Regions from separate parts of the Homo sapiens genome. Here regions 1 and 2 are each linked to region 3. A link is a loop called in an ENCODE intact Hi-C map of the cell type or tissue named here. Cell type or tissue: heart left ventricle. All regions are shown on one strand.

The links. Hi-C counts contacts between places; a loop is a spot of excess contacts. Peaks named below come from ENCODE experiments on the same cell type or tissue, not always from the same donor. Only the 100,000 strongest peaks of a DNase experiment are listed, where the experiment ranks them.
Region 1: it touches region 3 in a loop (2.0-fold over the local background); 12 of 110 quality-filtered maps call a loop at or near these places.
Region 2: a loop joins it to region 3, with 2.5 times the contacts of the local background. A loop is called at or near these places in 7 of 110 quality-filtered maps.

The regions. Positions count from the first base shown.
Region 1 is chr1:39,323,582-39,326,081 of GRCh38, forward strand. MACF1 (microtubule actin crosslinking factor 1) reads left to right here. Exons shown (of 101, transcript NM_001394062.1): 34 at 612-764; 35 at 1,065-1,153. Among named protein-coding and RNA genes, the nearest start is that of MACF1, 120 kb to the left of the region's middle. In heart left ventricle, no CTCF peak of the experiment used is centred here; no DNase peak of the experiment used is centred here.
Region 2 is chr1:39,303,690-39,306,189 of GRCh38, forward strand. The region is part of intron 23 of MACF1 (microtubule actin crosslinking factor 1); the gene reads left to right. It also overlaps the pseudogene HSPE1P8. Among named protein-coding and RNA genes, the nearest start is that of MACF1, 100 kb to the left of the region's middle. In heart left ventricle, no CTCF peak of the experiment used is centred here; no DNase peak of the experiment used is centred here.
Region 3 is chr1:39,452,388-39,454,887 of GRCh38, forward strand. It overlaps MACF1 (microtubule actin crosslinking factor 1), which reads left to right. Exons shown (of 101, transcript NM_001394062.1): 87 at 297-425; 88 at 1,320-1,463. Among named protein-coding and RNA genes, the nearest start is that of BMP8A, 38 kb to the right of the region's middle. In heart left ventricle, no CTCF peak of the experiment used is centred here; a DNase peak (open chromatin) is centred at 1,414.

The DNA of each region.
Region 1 (2,500 bases), 130 kb before region 3:
TACCAAATTTCTGGGGAAATAACGTTAACTTACATAATTATGTATTTTAGACTTGTTTGAATTTATTGTAATGAGCATGTCATCTGTTTGTAACTGTAAAAATCTTCTGTCTTTGTAAAATAAGTTTCTGCATATTCAGCCTCTCTTATAAAAAAAAAGCTGTTAAAACATTAACCATACCATCTTTTGCTTTTTAAATTAGCAAGACTTTCTTTATATCCATACCTACATAATGTAATCTCAGTAGGCTTCAGTCTCTTCTCTTCTTACAGATTCACCTGTAAACCTAAGAATTATGAAAATGAGTAAGATGCTATATGTGAAGAGATTTTTTTAAAAAGCATCAAATAATTATTGAGTGCCTATTATATATAAAACAGTGGTTTGTATTTTTCAGAAAGGTATTAAACCTAGGTATAATAAATTTAGCTCACAAACACCTGTGAGCAATACTGTAGGCTGGGCTAAATTATACTTGGGGTTATTTTCACAGCCCACTTATTTAGGTAACTGTATCTGTTTTTAGGAAGACTTCATTTAAGAAAATCTGAAGTCGTGCCAGCCTAATAAAAGACATTGCTAGCATATTGATTTTCTATTTCCTATTCTAGAAAGTGGTAGAAGAGGAGAAACAAGAACATGTGGAGAAGGTTAAAGAACTTTTGGGCTGGGTGTCTACCCTAGCGAGGAATACACAAGGAAAAGCTACCTCATCCGAGACCAAAGAATCAACAGACATTGAAAAAGCTATTTTGGAACAGCAGGTGAGAAGAAGGTCCATCTCTGTTTACCTGGGTAGAATAATATGTGATAATACATTAGGTGGAATAGTAGAAGTCACATGTGGGCCATTCCAGAAGTGATTGCTACCTGAGTAAATGTTAAAGAAACTTAAGAAGCCATCTTGTTTGTTCTTGTACCTTTTTATCAGCTGTAGCTCATTGGTGATAATAATTTGACCTAAGCTGCATATTTTCTCTAGGATTTAAAAAAATAATTTTAAATAATTTTTGACTCTTAATTCTTGGGTTTTGAAGCTTTTTCTCTTTATTTCTACCATGTAGGTTCTGTCAGAAGAGCTGACAACAAAGAAAGAACAAGTCTCTGAAGCTATTAAAACATCACAGATCTTCTTGGCCAAGCATGGTCATAAGTGAGTATTAAATGAGAGATTATGGCACATCTGGGGCACCTGGTCTATCAGTCTAAAACTTACAGCCATAATGAGATTTCAGAATGGAGAATTCAGAGCAGCAAGAGCCAGATTATGGGGACCCTGTAGTTCATACGGAGGAGTTTGCATTTAATTTGTTGGCTATGGGAAGAGATTTTAAATGTGATTGTGTTTTACTTTTAAAGGTTGCTAGAACAGTTATATGAAGAAAGGATTGACATGTGGTGAGAATAGAGGCTGAGAGGCCTGTTAAGAGGCTATTCTGATAATGTAGACAAGAAATGACGAGGAATGGAAACAAAGAGACTAATATTCAAGAGATGTTAAGGATAATGAATCTATGGGTGTGGTTACACATGAAAATTATCGCATAAAGTGACAGAGATTTGAATTATCAGTGTATTAGAAACCATGTGGGTAGATTACTCAAAAGGGCTTTTTGGGGCTTCTCAGCCTGTTAAGGAAGCCTCAGAGAAGGAAAAGGAAAATTATGAGTGATAACTCAGAACCCAAGAAAGAACAGAGTTCCAAAAAGGAGAGAAGTTCAGAAGTCAAGAAAAGTTGAGAAATATCTGTTACATTTGGCAAGTTAGAAGTCTTTGGTGCCTCTGGTGACAAGTTGTGGGATGAGGTCAGATTTAGTATGGTGAGGAGCACATTGGAGGCAAGCAAGGCGAAACAGAACTGCTCTTTCAAGAAGCCAGGACATAGGAGCAAAAAATATAATAGAGTCAATATTTAAAAATGAAATATATGGTCAAGAAGGGTTTTGTTTTCTTAAAAGATACAATGGACTTAACTATGTTTTCGAGTAAGTCTCAAGGACAAAGGGGAGGAGATAATTAGAGAAAGGTCCCAGTGGACATGCAAGAGGAGGAAACTCATTGATAGTTAGAAAGTACAACCTTAAACAGGAAATTGGGACCACCTTTTTTCTGAGGTGGAGATGAGGGAAAGGAGATTAAGAAAGGTATGGATAGAGGTAAATTTGTTAGGACCGAAGCCAGAAAGTAAGAGAATTAGTGCCCAGTGGTCTGTATTTTCTCTTTGAAATAGGTGGAGAGGTTTGTTGAAAGGATGGTGCCGAGGAGAAAGGAAGAGGGACTTGGCTGGGAATTTACAAGAGGATTGTCAGGAAGTATTGTGACCCAGTTGAGATTGGAAACCAGTGGGCTCTGTCTATGTGGTTGTGGAATTTTTTTTTCTCTAACTGGATTTACCTAGCAGCCTTAGTGTAGGAGCAGAAGAGACTGGTGGTTTGATTGATTTGGGGTTGGGCTTTTATCAGGTTAGCGAGTGGAGAGTGCAAGGATAATGGTAAGGAAC
Region 2 (2,500 bases), 150 kb before region 3:
AAAAATACAAAAAAAAAAAAAAAAATTTGCCGGGCGTGATGGCAGGCCCCTGTAATCCCAGCTACTCGGGAGGCTGAGGCAGGAGAATCAGAGAATCGCTTGAACCTGGGAGGTCGAGTTTGCAGTGAGTCGAGCCGAGATTGCACCACTGCACTCCAGCCTGGGCGACAAAGGGAGACTCCGTCTCAAAAAAAAAAAAAGGTTGATTTTTTTCTGGGTCATTAGTTATCATTAGTTTATTATAAAAGAGATATGGAAATTATTTACATGATGAAAGATTTCAGAACTTCAGTGGAATGGGCAGCTTCACGTTGATGCCATTTCTTTCTTTTTTTTTTTTTTAATTATACTTTAAGTTCTAGGGCACATGTGCACAATGTGCAGGTTTGTTACATATGTATACATGTGCCATGTTGGTGTGCTGCACCCATTAACTCGTCATTTACATTAGGTATATCTCCTAATGCTATCCCTCCCCCCTCCCCCCACCCCATCCCCCCACCCCACAACAGGCCCCGGTGTGTGATGTTCCCCTTCCTGTGTCCAAGTGTTCTCATTGTTCAATTCCCACCTATGAGTGATGCCATTTCAGTAGTGACTTATTTCACTCTACGTGCTTTCCAAGAATGTCACCGTCTCTAAATAGGAAATAATCCTTGTCATCTAGAACTACTTTGGTGCCTCCATATTGTGGGAGAAGAACTTTATCTCCAACTTTCCTGCTAACTGGTTGACCCTCTCCACCCTTTCCTTTAGAACCTGATCCAACAGCGACTACTGTTGCTTGAAATACTTTTCCTTGAGATTTTTCTGGAAGCATAATGCCTCCTTTGGTTACAGTTTCAGCAACACTCCTTTCAAATTTTCTTTTCTTTCTTTTTTTTTTTTTCTTGAGACAGAGCCTTGCTCTGTCGCTCAGGCTGGAGTGCAGTGGCACTATTTCAGCTCACTGCAAGCTCCGCCTCCTGTGTTCACGCCATTCTCCTGCCTCAGCCTCCTGAGTAGCTGGGACTACAGGCGCCCGTCACCATGCCCTGCTAATTTTTTGGATTTTAGTAGAGACGGAGTTTCACCATGTTAGCCAGGATGGTCTCGATCTCCTGACCTTGTGATCCACCCACCTTGGCCTCCCAAAGTGCTGGGATTACAGGCGTGAGCCACTGTGCCCGGCCTGAGTGGAAGAAACTTTCTAAACGTTTGTCCTGCCATGACTGTCTCTGTCTCAGACTCTGAATTTTTTTTTTTTAATGGCAGCTGATTTTCTTTAATTTTTATTAAAGTAATATATGGGCCGGGCACCATGGCTCACGCTTGTAATTCCAGCACTTTGAGAGGCTGAGGTTATTGGATTACTTGAGGTCAGGAGTTCGAGACCAGCCTGAGCAACATGGTGAAACTCCGTCTCACTAAAAATACAGACAATTAGCCTGGCGTGGTGGTGCATGACTGTGGTCCCAGCTACTTAGGAGGCTGAGGCAGGAGAATTGCTTGAACCCAGGGTGTGGAGGTTGCAGTGAGCTGAGATAGTGCCACTGCACTCCAGCCTGGGTGACAGAGTGAGACTCTGTCTCAAAAAAAAAAAAAAAAAGTGTGTGTGTGTATATATATGTATATATGTACATATTTTAGAAAGTTGGGTTATACTGCAAAGTTTATTATAATAAAAATTAGCTATCACCTCTCCTTTCCCAAAGTTCCACATTCCAGAGTCAAGTGTTTTCAGCTGTTTTAGCAGATTTTGCTGGGTTATAAATCCACATTTCCAAATGTAATTTTTTCCTGCTATTTCCTTGTTTGTTTTCAACTTCAGAAATTATCTATTAACTTCTTACTCTAGGAAATTAACATTTAGCTTTCTATGCACACATATATGCAAACACTTCTTCCGTTTTCCAAATGTGGTTATGTCACAGTTTTTGTTTAAGTTGCTATTTTTGTTTTATTAGTACATGTGTTGTTTAAAGCTGAGCCACATCTTACTCTAGGGGACTATTGTGAGGCGACTGTGCCTTACCTCTCTGAACTCATCCTCTGCTACTCTCCTTGCTTGTACTTAGCTGCAGTCACTCTGGTCTTTCCTCTGTTTCTCACACACAGACAGCATATTCTTGCCTCAGGGCCTTTGGACTTCCTGCTTGCCTCTGATATTTACATGTTTCACTCCCTCACTTTGTTCAGTTTATCTTAGAACCCTCATGGACCACCATCCCCACTAACTGCATGCCACTCTCTGTCTTCTTTACTCATTTTATTTTTCTTCAGAACTCTTAATACTGCCTAACAGATTGTGTGTTTGTTTATTCTCTCCTATTAGAGATTTTTGTCCATTTTGTTTACCTCTGTATCTTTAGCACTTAGAACCATTCCTAGCACATAGCAGGTATTCAATAAATGGTTATTGAATGAAAGAATGAATGAGTAGGTGAGTGAATATATTTATGAATAAATTATTTTATTTACTTTCTTTACTTTTTTTTTTTTTTGGTTTGAGACGGAGTCT
Region 3 (2,500 bases):
CTGAGTGGGTTTATTTGGTTTTTCTTTTACTAGAATCTGTTCCAGTCAGTCTTGAAATAAGTATAACAGAGTTGAAAATTGATATTCTGAATGTTCTATAAAATTTTAATATTCATTTTGAGAAATAATGAATTCAGTTGATTTTCAAAGATCTACAAATGAAAGATAACCTTTGTGGAGTTTTGATGAGGCCATGAAATGTCTGAATGAACACTGGACCCTTTCCCTAGCATGTCCCAGTATCTAGGTCCTTGGCTGCAGAGAGAGGTTGAATCTTTTGTGCTTGGTTATTTCAGGCGGAAGTGTTTCGAGACACAGTCCACATGCTGTTGGAGTGGCTTTCTGAAGCAGAGCAAACGCTTCGCTTTCGGGGAGCACTTCCTGATGACACAGAGGCCCTGCAGTCTCTCATTGACACCCATAAGGTAATCCAGCCTTGGGGTTTGGTGACCTCATGCTACCTACCACCTTGAGGGCTGCCTACCACTAAATGAAAGCAACTTTTTCTTGGAAATATCAGAGCTCACATGAAAAGGAACAAAACCAGAGTGGCCCTAGCTCATTGGTTTAGCAGGAATGAAAGGGAAGCGACTGATGGGTTTTTTGACACCTTAAACAGTAACATTCATTCTTATAAAAGTAATATATGTTGGTTGTAACAAGTTTTTTAAACATGGTATTAAGAAAAATGTTGACTATTTCATCTTCTTTACTCCTCACCTGCATACGCCTTTGTTTGCCTTATGTTACCAGCTTTAGGCCCTGATCTGATCCCCCAGCACCACTTACTAAGCTGTAGAGTATGGTGCAGTGTCTGGGGTCTCAGTCTGTCCTAATGAGGTGGGAAATGTTTCCCTTTTTAAATTTTTATGTTATCCACTCAGAGATTTTAATCATGGATTTGTTATTATATTCTGTTATGGGTATTTTTTAAAATCATGGTTTTTACAACTATAATTATATTTTTCCAATACAAATATGTTTACCAACATGAAATGAAATAGGATATAAATGAGAGTAAATGAAAAATGGGACTAAAAAAGAGAGAAACTAACTCGAATGGGAAAAGGGGGGCATACCTCTGTGTGTCCTATTCTTTGTTGTCATCTCCACCAGAGAAAGTCATTCTTGTGTAAACCCCTCACCTTCCCACATCTTTTAGAATGAAAATGCCATAAATAACTATACAGGCTTTTAGAGGTCTGCGTTAACACATGGAGGAAAAAGAAAACATTGAAATTTATCCCCCCTCAGTGTAAACTAACAGTGCTGCTAATGTAGACTTTTTACGTTTTTGTTTTCAAATCTTTTTTGTTTAGGAATTCATGAAGAAAGTAGAAGAAAAGCGAGTGGACGTTAACTCAGCAGTAGCCATGGGAGAAGTCATCCTGGCTGTCTGCCACCCCGATTGCATCACAACCATCAAACACTGGATCACCATCATCCGAGCTCGCTTCGAGGAGGTGAGTCCCTGGTTCAGAGGAGGACTGCACACGCCCAGTAAACTATCACTATAGTATAGTATAGTATTTTTCCCCCAGGTAAGGAATCTTTCACTCACTGTGAATAACTCAGCAAAAATTAAGTTAACATTTTAGTAAAGACTGTTTTCTTGGTAATGTGTGGCAACCTGGAGGAGTAGTGTTGGCATAGTGCTATGTTAATGTGACTTCCAGTGGACATGTTGTGTAGTGTCTGCTCCTTCCTGGGAAATCCTGTGTTAACAGGATGTACAGCTGACCCTTGAACAATGTGTATTTCAACTGCACAGGTCCACTTATATGCGGTTATTGTTCAGTAAATACAGTCAGCCCTCCATGTTGGTGGGGTCCACATTCACAGCCAAACATGGATAGAAAATACAGTATTCACGGGAAGCGAAGCCCATGTGTGCAGAGGGCAGACTTTTGCAGGTTGCACAAAACCAATTATAGGCCTTGAGTATGCATGGATTTTAGTATCCACAGGTGGTACTGGGACCAGTCCCCCATGGATACCAAGGAACAACTATACTAGATTTTCTTTCAGGAGGGCTGATATTTTATTCCAGCTCTTATCCCAGTTGTCACTGGGGTAATAGTGAAGCCTCTTGACTGTTTGGGTGGTCTCTCCTCTAAAAAGTCATTGTGTTGGCCGGGAGCAGTGGATCACGCCTATAATCCTAGAACTTTGGGAGGCTTGAGGCGGTCAGATTACCTGACTCAGGAGTTCAAGACAAGCCTGGGCAACATGGTGAAACCCATCTCTACTAAAATACAAAAAATTAGCTGGGTATGGTGGCACAAGTCTGTAATCCCAGTTACTTGGGAGGCTGAGGCAGGAGAGTCACTTGAACCCGGGAGGCAGAGGTTGCAGTGAGCCAAGATTGTGCCACTACACTCCAGTGTGGGTGACAGAGCGAGAGTCTGTCTCCAAAAAAATAAAATAAAAAGCCATTATGAAAATCAGATGAAAAAGGGCTTTGGAAACAAAGGGGGTATGCTTGACTGAAAGAGGCCAT